2 separate regions of the Homo sapiens genome follow, and region 1 is linked to region 2. A link is an interaction called in ENCODE POLR2A ChIA-PET data of the cell type or tissue named here. Cell type or tissue: MCF 10A. All regions are shown on one strand. Each heading gives the region's core, and the rest is flanking DNA. Links, peaks and the distances in the headings are about the cores only.

Region 1 (9,272 bases), core at 2,079-4,578, 63 kb before region 2:
CTGCCTCAGCCTCCTGAGTAGCTGGGACTACAGGTGCGTGCCACCACGCATGGCTAATTTTTTGTATTTTTAGTAGAGATGGGATTTCATCGTGTTAGCCAGGATGGTCTCGATCTCCTGACCTCATGATCCTCCTGCCTCAGCCTCCCAAAGTCCTGGGCTTACTGCAACCTCCACCTACTGGGTTCAAGTGATTCTCCTGCCTCAACCTCCCGAGTAGCAGGGATTACAGGTGCACACCTCCACACGTGGCTAATTTTTGTATTTTAGTAGAGATGGAGTTTTACCATGTTGGCCAGGCTGGTCTTGAACTCCAGACCTCAAGTGATAATGCCTGCCTCGGCCTCCCAAAGTGCTGGGATTACAGGCGTGAGCCACTGGGCCTGGCCAGATCTTCATTATTTAGAGGCTGTTTTCCACATATTCTGTTTTCTTTCTTGAAAATACCCTGGAGCCCAAATTTACTTAGGCAACCCTAACTATGCGTTTCTCAATTCTGGTGTTTCAAAGTTGTCACCTTGTCAGCTTGTATGGTGTGTCCATACAAGCCTGATTTTCTTCCCTCTGCTGACTCACATATTCCCCTGAATTAGAATTCAGCCAGAGGCAATCTGTTTTTAGTAGTCCTGGCTGCTGAACTGATTTTTATGGTGAAGAGTTCTATGTAACTATATGCCTGTCTTCCTCATTATTTTGTGCAAGAATCTTGGTAAGTGGCCCCAAACATTTAGCAACTTGCAAGTAAGTAGGAAGTTTTAGAGGTTTGGAAAACGCAGACTAGAAGAATCACGTCTTTATACTAAGCTGTTGGGAGGAGCTTCACCCTTCCACAAATTTTAAGCAAGTTCATTTGAATTATGAAACTGCACAAATTAAAAGATGCCACTGTCGTTCATCTTTATGACCACAGTTACAGCATGCCATAAGATTGCCATGCAATGATTATTTTCTAAAATATGGGCAGTTGATCATTTTAAGGTAATATGAACTGTTTCACTAATTAGAAGATCTTGTTTTGCTGAACAAATTAGGTTGTTTGAATTTTTAGTACCCCCTCCTTCCCGGTAACAGGAGACAGATTTGCCTTCATTCTCTATATAGTATTTTTTTGTGAGTTTATTTAAATTGCAAAAATTGGCAATTTAAGCAAACAGTTGCTCTCAAATATTTTGTACTTAATTTGTTTTTGTTGAAGGTTTTTTTGTTTGTTTGTTTGCTTGTTTGTTTGAGATGGAATTTCGCTCTTATTGCCCAGGCTGGAGTGAAGTGGCATGATCTCGGCTCACTGCACCCTCCGCCTCCTGGGGTTCAAGTGATTCTCTTGTCTCAGCCTCCTGAGTGGCTGGGATTATAGGCACACGCCAACACACCTGGCTAATAGTTTTTTGTATTTTTAGTAGAGATAGGGTTTTACCGTGTTGGCCAGGCTGGTCTCAAACTCCTGTTGTCAGGTGATCCGCCCGCCTCGGCTTCCCAAAGTGCTGGGATTACAGGTGTGAGCCACTGCGCCTGACCTTTTGTTGGAGGTTTTACTCATGAAAGGGGCAGATTTTTATTTTGTTAACAGGTGGTTGCCATTTAGTCATATAATCAAAGTAAAGTTGATGTCTTTAGACCTGCTGATCAACTTTGTTGTTGTTGTTGTTGTTGTTGTTTGTTTGTATTTTTGAGACAGCATCTCACTCTGTTGCCCAGGCTGGAGTGCAGGCGCCAGCCACCACACCCAACTAATTTTTGTATTTTTAGTAGAGACAAGGTTTCACCATGTTGGTCAGGCTGGTCTTGAACTCCTGACCTCAAGTGATCTGCCCACCTCAGCCTCCCAAAGTGCTGGGATTACAGATGTGAGCCACTGCACCCGGCCTCAATTTGTTTTAAATAGTTGGCCGCTAAGCTATCATTAAGGGTAGTCCAGTATTATATAAGGTAGACTGATCAGATTTTTTTGTCTAGTCTGAATGCCAAGGCCCTTAGCCACCTAGAGGTTCTCTGAAAATCACTGACATGAGGCAAATTGATTAATGGGAGAAAAGGCATACACGTTTATGTAATGTGTATACACAGGAGCCTTCAGAATGAAGACATAATGATAACAGGGGAAATTGTCCATTTTTATGCTTAGGTTCATCAAAGTATGGATGGCACATAGAAATATGATTGAACAAAAAGGTAATCAACTCAGTGGGGAAACCCAGCAAGCCTGTCTAGGTTCTTGGCCTCTCAGAGCATGCATTCCTTCCTTCTGGGTGTGGGGCAGGACCTGCCATGGAATGGGGAGTCTTATGACCTACAGTCAGACAAGAGAGGTTAGATCATTTCTTCATCTTTTTTTTTTTTTTTTCTGTTTCTTTTTAGAGACAAGGTCTTGCTCTGTCACCCAGGTTGGAGTACAGTGGCATGATCTTGATTCACTACAACCTCTACCTCTTGGGTTCAAGCGATCCTCCCACCTCGGTCTTCTGAGTAGCTGGGAATACAGGTGTGTACCACCATGCCCAGCTAATTTTTCAATTTTTTTGTAGAGACAGGGTCTTGTGGGTTGTTGCCCAGGCTGATCTCAAACTCCTGGCCTCAAGTGAACCTCCTACTTCGGCCCCACAACCACAAAGTGGTGAGACTATAGATGTGAGCCACTGCACCTTGCCTAGTTTTTCATGGTCAGTTTTTACTCAGAAAGGTGGAGGGAAAATTTGAGTAATAGGCATATGTGTGTGTGTGTATATATATATATATATATATTTTTTTTTTTTTTTTTTTTTTTTTTTTTTTTTTGAGACGGAGTTTCTCCCTTGTTGCCCAGGCTGGAGTGCAATGGCGCAATCTCGGCTCACTGCAACCTCCACCTCCCAGGTTCAAGTGATTCTCCTGCCTCAGCCTCCCAAGTAGCCGGGATTACAGTTGCTTGCCACCATGCCCGGCAAATTTTTTTTTTTTTTTGTATTTTTAGTAGAGACAAGGTTTCACCATGTTAGCTAGGCTGGTCTCAAACTCCTGACCCCAGGTGATCCACCCTCGGCCTCCCAAAATGCTGGGATTACAGGCATGAGTCACTGTGCCTGACCAAATTTGAGTAATATTTTTAGATTTTATGGCTGGCTTTGGGGAAAGGGGGTTCTGGTTTCTATGACTCACTTTGAGGAAGAGAGACTGTAGTTTTTCTATGGCTAGTCTGGGGAAGAATGAGACAGACAGGAGGGCAGAAGGTCAGAGAAAAACTTTTGCTTCTGAGGCTGCTGCTGAGGCCTTCATTTTGGGGTATGGCTTTCTGAGCCCCACTACCAGCAAACTCATTTTTAATTTCTTACAGGAAAAGTTTAATGAATTAACTTTGTACAATACTGAATGGTACAAAACAAAAAGCAAAATTTCACCCTGTACCTCTGTTTTCATTACCCTCCTCAGAAGCAACCATTCTTGATTATTTTTATTTCTTTTGATCAACTTAGTTATATTGATGTATTTTATCATAATCCAAAATGCTACACTAAATTCCTTAGCAATTAGAAACCTTTACCGGATCCATCTTATGAACTTCCTTAAAATTTGTATTTTATAATATGTGTGTAATGAAAGGGGCTTGGTTAGAGAGTACACAATAGTGTTTTTCAAATGAAAGCTAGTTTTTATCCCTAAACATGATGACTTGTCTGTGACAGTAAAACGCAGAAGCTGCTCATTAGTTTTACTTCTTTTCTTTCTAGTTATAATTATTCAATATGTTCCCACTGACTGAGGAAAACAAGCATGTGGCCCAGTTGTTGCTCAATACTGGTACTTGTCCAAGATGTATCTTCAGATTCTGTGGTGTGGATTTTCATGCACCTTACAAACTTCCATACAAGGTATTTTCTTTTCTTTTTTTTTTTTTTTCAAATTAAGAGAAGGTTCTCTGTATTTTACAATGAATGCTTGTACTTTTGAGGGCAGGTATCTATTCATAACTCTTTTTTAAATTAAAAAACTATAATAAAATGAGTGATATTCATAATTTTGGAATAGTCTCAGAAATGTAAGTTCCTTCTTAAGTGATTATATCTAGCTTTCTAACATTTAGTGTAATGGGATCTTTGTGGAGGAACTCCCTGGTGCATTTGAACACTTGTATAGATGTTTCCTAAAGGATATCTAAACAGAATATCACAAAATATTGCTTCCTCCCAGGAGGGGCTAATATTCCTTACATGTCCTACTATGTGGAAGCATTGTGGGTATGGTTGCCTTTTTCTGTTTTTCCCATTTTCTGTATTACCAGTTGTGTTTATAAATAGGTATTTGGAATCCTCTAGAAATAAATGCTTATCATCATTATTACTGTTATTAATGACAAAAGTAATATACAGAGATCTTTGACATTTATGGTAATATACAGAGAGCTTTGAGGTTTAATATAACACTTTTTTGCATAAGATATGTAACATCTTTATGAAATGTTTGATTCTAAAAGTGATATTCTTTTTAGAAGCAGATAGTAATACATATGTAAATATATACATTATAAACAGTATGTATACAACATATACACACACAGTTTCTTATAATTTAAAAAATTGTCCAGGAGTTAGTAGTATCAGTTATTTTTAAAATGTTATTAGTTGTTTCTATTATTTTGGCAATAATAATACACAATATTCAATTATCATTACTATATGTCAAGGTCTTATATAATTCTCATAATAACTGATTAGGTAAGTACATACTATGATTGTCTCTATTTTCAGATGAAGAAACTGAGATACAGAGAGGTTAAGCAACCTGCCCAAAGTTACACAGCTATTAAGTGAGCAAGCTAGGATTTGAACAGTCTGACTGAATTCAAAACCTAGGATTTGGAACTAGAAGACATGGATTTGAATCCCAGTTCCACCACTTTCCAGCTTCAGTTTACTCCTCTGTAAATGGGAATGATGATAATACCCACCTCACAGGACTTTAAGGGACAATACCTAATAAAGTACGTGGAAACACTTTGAAAACCAGAAATTGGCTGGGTGCGGTGGCTCACGCCTGTAATCCTAGCACTTTGGGAGGCCGAGGCGGGTGGATCACGAGGTCAGGGGTTCAAGACCAGCCTGGCCAAGATGATGAAACCCTGTCTCTACTAAAAATACAAATATTAGCTGGGCGCCATGGCAGGTGCCTGTGATCCCAGCTACTTGGGAGGCTGAGGCAGGAGAATTGCTTGAACCCAGGGGTGGGGGGTGCGGAGGTTGCAGTGAGCCGAGATCATGCCACTGCACTCTAGCCTGGGCAACAGTGTGAGACTCCGTCTGAAAATTAAAAAAACAAAAACAAAAAACCAGAAATGGTACTTGTGCTATGATGATTTAAATATGTGTATATTCATTTATACACAATATGACTGTAAAGTAATAAGACTGGTTTTGTGTAACCCTGCTTACACATTTTTTTCAGACACACTGTAACCTATTATCTATTATATGTTATTAGGTTTTAAATTTATATTATATTAAGAGACTGAGTGTTATCAACTTTCGTTTGTTTCATTTTATGTAAGGCAATATACAAGAATATTTGGACAGCTTTTTGGAAATGTTCATAAATTTTGATCTGTTCTATTCATGTAACTATGTATGTACATGCACATCTGTATATGCACTATGTTATATCTATATTATAGATCTTAGGTAACAACAAACATATTTGTGTGAGTCAAAATGTACCTGTATATGTATGTATGTATGTATATTTCTCTGTTAAAGCAGGAGAGCTAATTTCTCAATAAAATGGATTTAAATTTGTTTGAGTGAAAGATTTTTTCCCTTTACAGTCAGTAAATTGTCATCTGAATGAATTTGAAAAATATACTTTTTCAACAATGGCATAATAAAACATGTCTAAACAAAACAGAGGAAAATCCTCTGAGTATTTTGATGAGAGGAATATCTGAATGAGAGAAATATGAGAATGGTTTCAAAGAAATGCAGGTTTTTAAATTCTAATACAAGACAAATTAGGCAAACTGGAATATAGTAGAGCATGGCTTTCAATTAATATATGGAAATGGTTTGTAATCATATGCTAACTTTCAGCATTGTCAGCATTTGTGTACCTTTCTTAGTAAATTTTCTCCAAATTATTTTTACTTATTAGACTACCCTAATGATCAGATTTCATATTAAATAAATATTGTACTTGTGAGCTTTCAGTGATTGTGAGGTTATTAAATAACCTAGCAAGGATGGAAATTCAGTTTGTACTTTTTATATGTTAATCATTAGAACTAAAGTTTGTTTTTACTGAAATTAGCAATGAATGACTCTCACAACAGAACTACAAATTAATAAATTTGTATTGGAGCCTTTCTCCTCAGATTTATGACTTTTGCTTCACTGATATATGGAACTCTTTTGAAAAAGTATTCACATATATAATAGAGATAGGTAATTCTCTTTTAAATTCCATAAAAGCCAATGCTGGCTAATAACTGGATTGCTTCAGAATTGATATGTCAACATTGTAAAATTTGTGATATGTCCTAATTTTCACTCATGTTTTCTTGTTTCATCTTACCTAGAAAGCCTTAAGGACATTGTCAGTGGGTCATTACTTTTTCTTTCATTAACTTTCCAGGAGTTGCTCAATGAACTACAGAAATTTCTGGAAACTGAAAAAGATGAATTAATTTTGGAAGTTATGAACCCACCTCCCAAGAAAATTCGACTGCAAGAACTGGAAGATAGTATTGATAATCTAAGTCAAAATGGAGAGGGAAGGATCTCTGTTAGTCATGTTGGAAGCACTGCTTCCAAGAACTCAAATTTAAATGTATGTAATGTATGCCTAGGAATTCTTCAAGAATTCTGTGAGAAAGATTTCATTAAAAAGGTAAATAACCTGTTTTTCATTATAGGTGCAATTATGTAGAGATTTTCAGTCTTAAAACCAAGAATTCTTTTTTCTTTCCTTTTTTCAAGACAAGACAATTCTTTTTTGGGTCTCATTCTGTTGCCTAGGCTGAAGTGCAGTGGTACAATCACAGCTGACTGCAGCCTCCAACTCCTGGGGCTCAAGCAATCCTCCTACATCAGCCTTCTGAGTAGCTAGGACTACAGGCATGCACCACCATGCCCACCTAATTTTTTTTCTTTTTTTTTGAGATGGAGTTTTGCTCTTGTTGTCCAGGCTGTAGTGCAATGGTGTGATCTTGGCTCATCGCAGCCTCCGCCTCCCAGGTTCAAGCAATTGTCCTGCCTCAGCCTCATGCCTGGCTAATTTTGTATTTTTAGTAGAGACAGGGTTTCTCCATGTTGGTCAGGTTGGTCTCGAACTCCCGATCTCAGATGATTCGCCTGCCTTGGCCTCCCAAAGTGCTGGGATTACAGACATGAGCCACTGTGCCCAGCCCTAATTTTTTAATCTTTTTGTAGAGGCAGGATCTCCCTATGTTACTGTGCTGGTCTTGAACTCCTGGCCTCAAGTCATCCTCCTGCCTTGGCCTCCAAAGTACTGGGATTAGAGGTGTGAGTCACTGTACCCGGCCAAGGCCAAGAATTCTTTTTTTTTTTTTTGGAGACAGAGTCTCGCTCTGTTGCCCAGGCCGGAGCACAGTGGCGCAATCTCTGCTCACTGTAAGCTCCGCCTCCCAGGTTCATGCCATTCTCCTACCTCAGCCTCCCGAGTAGCTGGGACTACAGGCACCCGCCACCCAGCTAATTTTCTGTATTTTCAGTAGAGACGGGGTTTCACCGTGTTAGCCAGGATGGTCTTAATCTCTTGACCTCGTGATCCGCCCGCCTTGGCCCAAAGTGCTGGGATTACAGGCGTGAGCCACCGTGCCCGGCCAAATTCTTTTTTTTTTCTGTTTTTTTTTTTTTTTGAGACAGAGTTTGGCTCTTGTCACCCAGGCTGGAGTGCAGTGGTGAGATCTCAGCTCACTACAACCTCCGCCTCCCAGGTTCAAATGATTCTCTTGCCTCAGCCTCCTGAATAGCTGGGATTACAGGCACGTGCCACCACGCCCAGCTGATTTTTGTATTTTTAGTAGAGACGGGGTTTCACCATGTTGGCCAGTCTGGTCTCGAACTCCTGACCTCAGGTGATCCGCCTGACTTGGCCTCCCAAAGTGTTGGGATTATAGGCGTGAGCCACCACGCCCGACCTTCTGGTTTCTGTTTTTGTCTTTTTTGAGACAGGGTCCCACTCTGTCACCCAGGCTGGAGTGCAGTGGCATGATATTGGCTCATTGCAACCTCCACCTCTGGGCTCAAGTGATCCTCACGCCTTAGCCTCCCAAGTAGCTGGGACTACAGGTGCACGCCACCATGCCCAGGTCCAAGAATTTTTATATTGAAAGGAACACTGCCGTTCATTTCAACTTGTTTCACACAATTGGATCATTAAAATATTTTCTTTTTTTTAAAAAAAAAAAAACAAAAGCCTACTCTTCTCAAATTACTTTTTAATTGACATATCTGAAAATTAATAAAATGTGTATTCATGTATTTCAGTCATAAGTGCTATTTAATTGAAGAAAAATATAGCAGTTTGTTTTCATTTTGCTGTTTAACATAGCTAAGTTACAGAAAAGTTCATTTCTAGTTGTCCTTATTATTGTCCTGAAAAGACTAGTGGTACAGCCTTGTAGAAGGTAAATGATTGAATGTGGGATTGCCTTTTGTTTGTTTTTTCTGTCAAGAGTGCTATATTTGGGTTTATTTTGTTTGAAAGTTAGGGGTGACCTAATAGAAAGCTATTTTGACACTTAACAGTTTATTCTGAAGCTGTTACTCCTGGCTGTTTTGGTTCCTTGTGGTATTAGTCTTCAGGGTCATAGTTAGGCAATATTTAATCTCAAGATATTTGTGAGTGTTCCACTGTCAAATGTGAAAGTTTGGAAGTTTTGCCATGTCATCTCCTGGACCAGAAATTCATGTTATTAAGATTAGGGTAAGTAATATTTTCAGCAATTCCTGGGAATTTACATAATTGTAATGCTTTTTCAGGTGTGCCAAAAGGTTGAGGCCTCTGGGTTTGAATTCACCAGCTTGGTATTTTCAGTCTCCTTCCCACCACAACTATCTGTAAGAGAGGTAAGGTCATTTGCATGCATAAAACTGTATGTGAAGTGCATGCTAGGAATTTCTCAAAAAATGGGAATGTAGAAATATTCCTTACTCTATTATATTTTTTACATTTTGTCTACTTATTGAATGATTGAAGCAATTTATAGCTGCTTAATAAATACTTGTTGAGTGAGTGAATGACAAAAGGAATTAGTTGTGTCCTAACAAAGCAAGTTAGTTTGTCCTAGG
Region 2 (10,500 bases), core at 3,018-5,517:
CTGAAAACATACTAAAAATCATTGAATTGTACAGTTAAAACTGGGAAATTATATGTAAACTGTTTTTAAAGAAAGGCTAATTCAGGGCAAGGTTTTTTTGTATTTTGTTTATTTGGACAAACTTCTAAAAATTGTTTTTGTTTAGAGAGGCAATAGGACATATGAAAGAAGGTGAAGAAGAAAAGACAAAGACCTACAGTGCCTTAATTTGGACAAATAAAGCGATACAGAAGAAAGACATTGAATTCCTAAATGACATAAAGGTAGTTTAAGTGTGCTTATTCTTTTTATTTCATTTTTCTGTTGCCTATCAAAGATCCCATTGTCTTCTAATTTATTACTAGCAAGTCACAGGGCATGGGCTTTGGGGTCAGCAAGACCTGGGTTCCAAGCCTGGTTCTGCCACTGACTAGCTGAAGGACTGGGCAGTTCATCTAACCCCCTGGAGCGGCAGCGTGGCCAGTGGGGAAGACCCCCACTCTGAAGACAGTTTGCCTGGGTGCAAATGCTGGATCTGCATTTCTGAGCTGTGTGACTTTGGACAAGTTACTTAACCTCTTTCTGCTTCAATTTCTTCATCTATAAAATTAGTTAAAATAATTAAATGAGTTTAATTAGATAAAGCACTTAGAACAGTACCTGGCACATAGGAAACACTTGGCAATGCTATTATTATCTTTGGTCATTTGTCAAAAATAAATATAAAATAGCACTTATCTAATAGAACTGATGCTGAGATTAAATACATGAATAAAACACATGACAATATATGTAAAGCACATGCATTTTGCCACATGTGACATTTTCCTATACCTGAGCATGTCATGGTAGAGTGCCTGTTCATGTGCATACTTCTTGCCATCTGCCCCCACCTCTTCTTATAAAAATAGTTTACTTTCTTTTTTTCTTTTTTTTTTTTTTTTTTGAGACAGAGTCTTGCTCTTGTCGCCCAGGCTGGAGTGCAATGGCACAATCTCAGCTCACTGCAACCTCCGCCTCCTGGGTTCAAGCGATTCTCCTGCCTCAGCCTCCTGGGTAGCGGAGATTATAGGCGCCCACCACCACACCTGGTTAATTTTTGTATTTTTAGTAGAGATGGGGTTTTGCCATGTTGGCCTGGCTGGTCTCAAACTCCTGACCTTGTCATCCGCCTGCCCCAGCCTCCCAAAGTGCTGGGACTACAGGCATGAGGCACCGTGCCCGGCCAAAAATAGTTTACTTTCAAATGCAAGGAATGAGCATACATGGGCACAGAGATGCATATAGTTACCACATTGTTTAAATAGGCAATATTTTGCAACAACCTAGATGACCTACTAGAAGGAACTGGTTTAATATTAATGGCTTATCTGTATAATGGACCACTACTATTCAGCCATTGAAAATTATGTGGTAGATAAATATTTATTGACACAGGAAAAGGTTTCTGGTAAGTGCTAAGGAAAAAAATAAAAGTATAGACTCTATAGAGGATGATATGTTTTAATTTAAGCCAGTGGTTCCCAACCCCCTGGTGGTACCAGCTGGTGACCTGTTAGGAATCTAGCCACATAGCAGAAAATGAGCAGCAGATGAGACAGCAAAGCTTCATCTATATTTACAGCTGCTCCCTATCACTCACATTACCACCTGAGCTCTGTCTTCTGTTCCCTCAGTGGTGGCATTAGATTCTTATAAAAGCACGAACCCTCGTGGAAATGACACGTGCGAGGGATCTAGGTTGCATGCTCCTTATGAAAATCTAATGCCTGATGATCCGTCACTGGGTCCCTCATCATCCCCAGATTGGACCCTCTAGTTGCAGGAAAACAAGCTCAGGGCTCCCACTGAATCTACATTATGGTGAGCTGTAAAATTATTTCATTATATATTACAGTGTAATAATGATAGAAATAAAGTGCACAATAAATGTAATGAGCTTGAATCATCCCAAAACCATCCCCTCCTTCCTCAGTTCATGGAAAAATTGTCTTCCCAGAAACTGGTCCCTGGTGCCAAAAAGGTTGGGGACTGCTGATTTAAGCACACACAAACGCATATATATGTATATGTATACACATATAGAGGATTGTGTAGAAAACAAATTGTATGGCAAAAGATACGATAAATAGGATTTATACTTATCATGAAAAATATGAACACAGAACAAATAAAAATAGACAAAGGATATGAACCAGTTAGCTGCAAAAAGAACAGTGGCCAAGAATCATTTGAAAAGGTTGACGTAACACTAAGACATCACTTTATTCCCCTTAGACTAATAATACCTATCAGTGGGTTGGAGTGGAGGAGAGTTCTCAGTAGAAATGTAGTATTTCAGCCTTTTTCAAAAACAACATGGTAATGACTGCAAAAATTTAAAATATACTGAACTGTCCTGTAGAAATAAAACTCCAGTGCATAAGAATATGTACATGGTGTTTAAGGGCTTTAAGTGGCAAAATCAACAACAAAAAGACTGGGAACAAAATCAGCGTCCCTCAATAAGGAAATGGTAGAGTAAACTGGGATATTATACAGCTATTAAAAAAAACAAAATCAGGCCGGGCATGGTGGCTTACACCTGTAATCCCAGCACTTCAGGAGGCTGAGGTGGTTGGATCACTTGAGGCCAGGAGTTTGAGACCAGCCTGGCCTACATGGTGAAACCCCGTATCTACTGAAAATACAAAAAATTAGCCAGGTGTGGTGGCGCATGCCTGTAGTCCCAGCTACTTGGGAAGATGAGGCATGAGAATAGCTTGAACCCAGAGGTCAGAGGTTGCAGTGAGCTGAGATCGCGCCACAGCACTCCAGCCTGGGGGACAGAGTGAGACTCTGTCTCAAAACAAAAGCAAAAACAAAACCCAGCATATGACCCTATTTAATTTACATGTTAGTATGTACATATGTGCCTAAAAATGCTGGGAAAAAAGATAGACGTATGTCTATATCTATGACTCATAGGAGCACTTATGACATGAGAAAAAAAGCAAAGTGCAGAATAATGTTTATAGTGTGAATATTTTGGTAAAAACACACAAATCATTCACCTGCTTAAAGAAAGTCATTTATAAAATGAGGAGATGGACTAGATCATCTCCAATGGCCTCTCCAGTTCTTAGATCTGTGATTCTATAGCTAAGACCCTTTGGCTTTTGGCCATACTATGTAAGGTTCTTTGGATGGTAGTTATAATATAGACAGATATCTTTAAGATTGCAAAATGAATTTTTAAATTTCTTTATGCCTTTCACATGGGTCGTACAAGTCATTGAGAATGCCATGGGAAAAATAAACTCATTAAAAAAATAGGTTCATAGTTTGAGGGTAGCCATAGAGATAATTCAGAAACAATGCTGAGGCCAGGGGCAGTGGCTCACGTCTGTAATCCCAACACTTTGGGAAGCCAAGGCAGGAGGATTGCTTGAGCCCAGGAGGTCGAGGCCACAGTGAGCCATCATGGCGCCATTGCACTCCAGCCTGGGCTGAAAGATGATTTTCATAGGTACAGACTAAGTGGTGAAAGGGTCTTTTTTAATGGTCCATAGCCTAAGTAGACTGATGCAACTAGTTGATTTCAAATAATGTTTTTAGTTTTCCAGTTGGCATAAAAATTATAAAAACTGACTAAATTCCCCATTCTGAGAAAAAGTCATTTCAAATTTACTACTTATCCCCTCTTCAGGAGCATCTTATTTCTAAAAAAAAAAACAAAAACAAGCGTATGTGTGTGTTTGTGTGCTTCTGAAAGCTCAGCAGTATGGGAGCAGCGGAGTGCAATGTTAGAATAAATGAAGTGGTTTCCTTTTGTCAACTAAAAACAAACAAACCAAAAAAGACATGTGGCTCGTGGTATTTCCATTGACCAACTGTCTCATGGTCAAAGTACTGGGAATAACTCTAAAGGTAAAGGAAGCAGGGGAGAGGACTCCATAGATAGTTGTTAATTTAAAGGCCTGCTGTTTCTCTAAAGTGGAAGCCATGTCTTTATAGATTTCTTCACAGTTCAGCCTTATCCTTTATTTATGTATTTTTTTTTTGTCTCTTTGACCAGAGAAAAATCAGATCTTATGGAGACAGCTTATCTCATCAGGACAAAGTGTTTCTATAATAAAATCAAAGAATCATAAAAACCACAGAGTTAGGAGGAGCCATTGACTCACCACTTTGGTAAAAGCAGTCACACCCTTTCAAATGCGGTCTTTGTCAGAACTTGCTCTTTTCTTCTTGGTGGAGAACTTGATAGAGGAGAGACCAGACAGAAACCTTTCTTTCTTAGCAGGCCTTCCGGCACTCAAGAACCATGGAAATTAGGAAGAGTTGTTCCGACAAGAAAATGAAGAGGATTCAGTTCTTATGAATCTGAATTTCTGATTACGCCCAATTTTTAAAACTTGGAATTAGTTGACCTTTTACAGCGTTAACCTCTATTTCTTAATTTTTATCTTGTGACATAAAAGAAAATCTCTAACGAATTGTGAGAAAAACAAGCCTGTGTCCCTAAAAAATCTGAAATGTAAAAAGACATGCGGTATTATTAGTTGCAAGCTGGGCTAACAAACATTGAAAGGTCCCGGTTTATTATGCACATCGATTTGTAATTATTATATTGAAATGTCACCCTAAACAAGATGTATTCATAACTTTTCCAGACATATCCTTTTGTATAACCCTTTTCCTTCACCAAAAAAAAACCAAAACAACCCACCCCTGACAGTAGGTATGTGGTTCTCCCTAAAACACGCAAACTCGACGGGGCGCAGTGGAGCACACCTGTAATCCCAGCACTTTGGAGGCTGAGGAGGGCAGATCACCTGAGGTCAGGAGTTGGAGATTAGCCTGGCAGATATGGTGAAACCGCATCTCTATCAAAAAAATACAAAAATCAGCCGGGCATGGCGGTGTGAAATGAGTAATGATAGACTGGGTTATGAGAAGTCCCACAGAGTTTGAACCTAAGGGGACACAATTCATTTTAGTTCTCTCAAGGAAGCATCTGTGGTGAGCTATGGATGGTGAGGGAAGGGCTAAGACAGGATTCACTGGGTGGCAAAGCTCTGACTCTGGGACTGTGTGTCATATTCTCCCCTAGGACTTAAAAATCGACCAGAAAACACCTTTGCGCGTCCTTCACCGAAGGCCCCTGGCTGTGCGAGCTCGCGTCATTCACTTCATGGAGACACAGTACGTGGATGAGCACCACTTCCGCCTCCACTTGAAAACTCAGGCTGGCACGTATCCTTCCACCTGCTGCACTGCCGCCATCGAACCAGAACTCTATTGGAAAAGTTCATGGTCCCCTAGAAAACAGGGTCAGCTTGGTCTGGGAGGGATTCGGGAAAGGATTATACTGAAGAAGAATATTTTTGTTTGTTTCTTTGTTGGATGTGGTTTTTTCCCACTTAATTTTCTTTTTCTTTTCTTTTCTTTTTTTTTTTTTTTTTTTTTTGAGGCAGAGTCTCGCTCTGTCGCCCAGGCTGGAGTGCGGTGGCGCCATCTCGGCTTACTGCAAGCTCCGCCTCCTGGGTTCATGCCATTCTCCTGCCTCAGCCTCCCGAGTAGCTGGGACTACAGGCGCCTGCCACCACGCCTGACTAATTTTTTGTATTTTTAGTAAAGACGGGGTTTCACCGTGTTAGCCAGGATGGTCTCTATCTCCTGACCTCGTGATCCGCCCACCTCGGCCTTCCGAAGTGCTGTGATTACAGGCGTGAGCCACCGCGCCTGGCCTAAATTTGTTTTTCAAAATGATTCTAAACCCTGAGGTAGCAGTCAGTTCAATGTCAGCTTTAAAGTTATGTTTCCTATAATTGTAGTGTCTTACACAATGCTGAGCACATAGTACTCAGAAAGATGGATTCATTTGCTGTCTTGACATTTTTTGCAAGTCACGTATTTATGACCATATTTGGGTCTTTTCAACATTTCAAGTATTTGCCTCAGATGATTAAACACAGGTAGTAGATGGGAATAGCACTACTTTACATCAGGATCTTTACTTGGCCACTGGCCTAGTACAACAGAGAATATCTTTGTCTACGTGCCTTGTGAAAAAAAAACAAAAACAAAACGATTCAGATGACATATCATTAGTTAGTTAGCACCATTTTCAGACTGCAAAGAGCTTTGACTGTGTTACAGAAAGGTTGAGATTCAGAGTTAAAATATCTATAGTCCAAGGCTGATAATTTGTTCGTAATCTAACCTGACTTGTATGATTTTTGTATCAGAACTGAGTCGCTGATTAAAATATATCAGGGAGCTCCAATAGGCTTAGCTTTAGTTTACTTTTTGAAGGTCTTCCTAGTTTTTGTTTGTTTCTTGGTTTTATATTATTCTGTGATCCAATAGCATGAAGTGACAAAATACCTTCTAACTGGTATAGAACTAATGTACTATTGTATGTGTGTGTGTGTGTGTCTATATATATATATTACACACACACACTAGATATATATATATGGGAAAAAAGCAAGTTTTAATCACCAAATACCATTCTTACTATATTGCTGTAACTAGTCTGCCTGTCCTTCCCCACCAGCCTGCATTCACTTCTTCCCCTGCCCCACCCCAGGACCTGGATTTACTCAGCTAAGCCAAGTATAGGTTATCTACTCTTAAAATCTTCTAAATTTTGTAATTTGGATCAAAGGATGATCAATTTAGACTCCAGTGGACAGATCTTTGTATCTTTGTTGTTTGGAGCATATTTGCCTATCATGGATGGAATTTCAAATCATGTATATATTTTTAAAAGTCTTCTTACCTAATCCTGGCCTTTAGTTCTGGTGGGCCAAGGAGAAATGTCTTTTGTAGAATTTGATGTCTTTTCAATCCTATTAAAACATTTTTAGGACAAGCCATGTACATGTACTTAAGGTATTAGCCAAGAAAGACTATGTGTTAAAGCTTTAGATGCCACATGGTTATACACAGAAGTATATTAATTTTTCACTTACTAAATTTACTTTATATATACCTTATATATTTACATTGATCACTGCACTGAGCTAGCTCATTTGACTTAAACCTTGTCCCTCTGGTTAGGAATAAGAACCTCTCTGGACATTTTAACTGGTTATTCTGGGGCTATTTGGTTTTCTCTCCTCATCATTGCTACGCAGAAGGGGATTCTTTAAAGAAAATGAGAGAAAATGGATAATAATTGTTGGGTAGTTGTGAGTTTACCAAAAAACACAGTTACTAGATAATTATATGTCTTATGCTTTAGTCAAAACATTTGGCAAAGGTAGAGTGAGTAAAACGTTCAGAAAGTGAGGACATAATATCAGCATATTATAATATAGATTTTTCATCATCTGGAAACAAATTTATTTCTCTATTCAAGTTCCATTAATTATTTTCTACTAAATGCTGGTTTGTAGAACAAAACATAATGCTGCATTTTTACCAAATTCTGGCAAAAACAAATCTTTTAGATAAATATTGTCAAAGCTGCAGTACAGTCCTATGTAAGGAATGTTAATCTTAAAAACAAATTCTAGAATTAGTTATTGATTTCAAAATTTGAAATACAATTTTGAGAGAAATACAAAGTTGCCCCTTTAAGAAAGAGAGAGAGAATTAACTTAGTTCTTTTGCTAACCATGTTAGCAAACTAGACGGTAGGTCTTTGGTAATCCTTCCGAAGAGCCATCATTAAGACTAAACTAATAGTCTCATTATTCCTTCCACCCTATTGCCTCTGGGTCATGTTACAAGGAATGCCATCATTGAGATCACTCTCTGTGTGGCTCTGTGGAAACCTACCATCTGGCAGGTGACAGTTGCCATTATTAAAAAAATGGGACTAACAAGATAATAACATAGAAATTGTGGCAAAGTTGTTTTTTAATAAAAGCATTGAGCTATGGTTAATTTTTAAAATCCACATCCAAACCTTGGCACTTGGAGATGAGCTATAAAGAAAAAAGAAAGTAATGATTTTTGGTAAGTTTGATGTAAACACATTTCCCAGGCTCTGATGTTGGCTGCCAGGCTACTAGGGACCACATTGCCAAAGCTTATTTTTTAAGACACACAAGTCAGAGCTCAGAAGTAACCTTTCTTTTGTAACATTTCTGCTCTTATTATTATTTTTGCCTGTCAAATCTTACCAAATAGTTGGTACAGCATGCTGTCTTCATTTTTTCCTTAAACAAACCCCAGCTACATTAAAGAGTTTGTACATGGAGACTTCGGGAGAACCAAGCCAAACATTGGGTCCCTGATGAATGTGACTGCAGACATTCTGGAGCTGGATGTTGAGGTAAACCATTTTGTTGTGGAATGCACATTGGCAAATTGAATTCAACCAAAGTTATGCTCTTTGGCATTAAGCCATTTTAGTATCACCCACCTCCATAGGTATTTGAGAATGGTGAAAATCTCACAGTAACATTGTATTGAAGGGAGGGACTGTCTTCGGATTTTTTTTTTTAATATGAGGTCTCATTTATGTTCCTTGAAAATATATAGCTAATTTATTAACTGTGCTTTACATGTAGTATCAAATCTAAACCCTTAAACCAAGCACGGAAATAGTCATTTCCATACCTGTTGCGTTTTATAAAGACTTTAAAGCAGCATATTCAGAAACATGGATTCACAAGGGTAGAAAGTGAGGTGAGCCAATGGTTCTTCATAAAAGCAGTTCTATAAGGACCCCTGTGATGTGGTCCAAGTTCTCTGCTCTTACAGTCTGAATTGAAACAAGGTTAAATTCTAAAGTAATTGTAAGAATGGTTCTGTCGGGCAAGTCTCCATAAATATTTCATTTGAGTATCAATAGGTGTTGAGTCACGAGTGGTGTTTCTTCATGAAAATCTGACTAGGAATAGAGTACCTCCCCCGCTCCTCTCCCCAGAATCTTAGGACTTGGGGATTTGTACTTGGGAATAATATCAAAGTTATAGAAAGAAGTGGGCATAGTTGCCCAATGTGAAAACATCTATGGTAATCAAATGATCACTGGAGTATTACTTCCTTACCAGCAATTCTCTCAAGTGCTCTGGGATTAGATTAGCTCCTGCAGTACAGCCAGTGATCGTGCCCTCAAGGTTGCAGGGAGCCTCTTCAGTGAAACTATCATTTGGAGGAAGAAAACCTTCTGTTAAAGAAAATCTCTACTCATCATCTTTTTTTTTTTTTGAGACAGGGTCTTGCACTGTCACCCAGGCTGGAGTGCAGTGGTGCGATCACGGGTCACTGCAACCCTGACCTCTCGGGCTCAAGCGATCCCCTGCCTCAGTCTCCCGAGTAGCTGGGACCACAGGCATGAGCCACTATGCCTGGCGTTTTTTTGTTGTTGTTGTTGTTGAGATGGGGTCTCACCGTGTTGCCCAGGCTTGCATTAATCTTTTTTTACTTTAATTCTCAGAACAGTTAGGAGTGTCAAAGACTCACAGGCCAGTGTTTCTCAACACTGACTGCCCACTGGAATCACTTGTGGAGCTTTTTAAGCACTACAACTTGCCTCCCCTCCACACACACACACACACACACACACACACACAAGATTGTGATCAGTCATGTTTTATTTTCAGCTTGAGAAAACACTCATTAATTTACATTTGGGTGTTTGGTATATGGCTATATTCTGAAACAGAACAAAAATATCTTCTTGAGATTTGTAAAAGACACACACACACATAGCTATTTAGGCTTTTCTAATAAATTTTTTTTGAAGCCAGTACGTGAAGTGACTCATGGATTAATGAAAAAATTTTCAGTAAATAATTTTATGTTTTAAACTTTAAATGTCAATAAAAGCCACAGATAGATACGGTGGGTTTTTTTTTTTTTTTAACTTTCTCTTAAAGTAGATCCCCTAGCCTTTGATAGACCTGGTATGTGTTTATGTGGAGACAAATAGTCTGTTTACTGTAATTTCATTCTGACTCAAAGATCAAGGTTTTGTCCTAGAAGAACAAAATAAAGGTAAGTAGAGATAGATGAACTGGATTTTAAAGAAACAGAAATTCTACAGAACTGAAGCACAAAGATCCTTAATCCTTTTCTGGTTCCAGGTCATCTTTCATAATCATTTATTTCACATTTTGTTGCTGTGTTACAACAAGACTATAGGCTTATAGACTACTTGAATATTTGTTAAATGCAAGATGAGAGAATAAAAATGATCAGAAGAATAAAAGTTTCTGAGACTTCTGAGGGAAAATTGGTGGTCACTTGAATTTGTTTGCTACTTTTACCCATAAATACTTTTTTTTTTTTTTTTTTTTCTGAGATAGATAGGGTCTCATTCTGTCACCCAGGCTGGAGTGCTGTGGCGTGATTTCGGCTCACTGCAACCTCTGCCTCCTGGGCTCAAGCTGTTCTCCTGCCTCAGCTTCCTGAGTAGCTAGGACTACAGGCGTGTGCCACCATGCTTGGCTAAATTTTGCATTTTTAGTGGAGACGGGGTTTTGCCATGTTGGCCAGGCTGGTCTTGAACTCTTGACTTTGAGTGGTCTGCCCACCTTGATCATGTTGATCTATATAATTGATCGGCCTCCCAAA

The links. Peaks named below come from ENCODE experiments on the same cell type or tissue, not always from the same donor. Only the 100,000 strongest peaks of a DNase experiment are listed, where the experiment ranks them.
Region 1: POLR2A ChIA-PET joins it to region 2 with 5 read pairs; 7 of 35 experiments call an interaction of 5 or more read pairs at or near these places.

The regions. Positions count from the first base shown.
Region 1 is chr2:61,006,335-61,015,606 of GRCh38, reverse strand. PUS10 (pseudouridine synthase 10) reads left to right here. Exons shown (of 18, transcript NM_144709.4): 2 at 3,702-3,842; 3 at 6,592-6,846; 4 at 8,964-9,050. The coding sequence starts at 3,717. Among named protein-coding and RNA genes, the nearest start is that of PEX13, 6.7 kb to the left of the region's middle. RefSeq lists an enhancer at 3,007-3,176. In MCF 10A, for the core only: no CTCF peak of the experiment used is centred there; a DNase peak (open chromatin) is centred at 3,086.
Region 2 is chr2:60,942,760-60,953,259 of GRCh38, reverse strand. PUS10 (pseudouridine synthase 10) reads left to right here. Exons shown (of 18, transcript NM_144709.4): 15 at 146-263; 16 at 5,075-5,217; 17 at 8,152-8,251. Among named protein-coding and RNA genes, the nearest start is that of REL, 66 kb to the right of the region's middle. In MCF 10A, for the core only: no CTCF peak of the experiment used is centred there; a DNase peak (open chromatin) is centred at 4,179.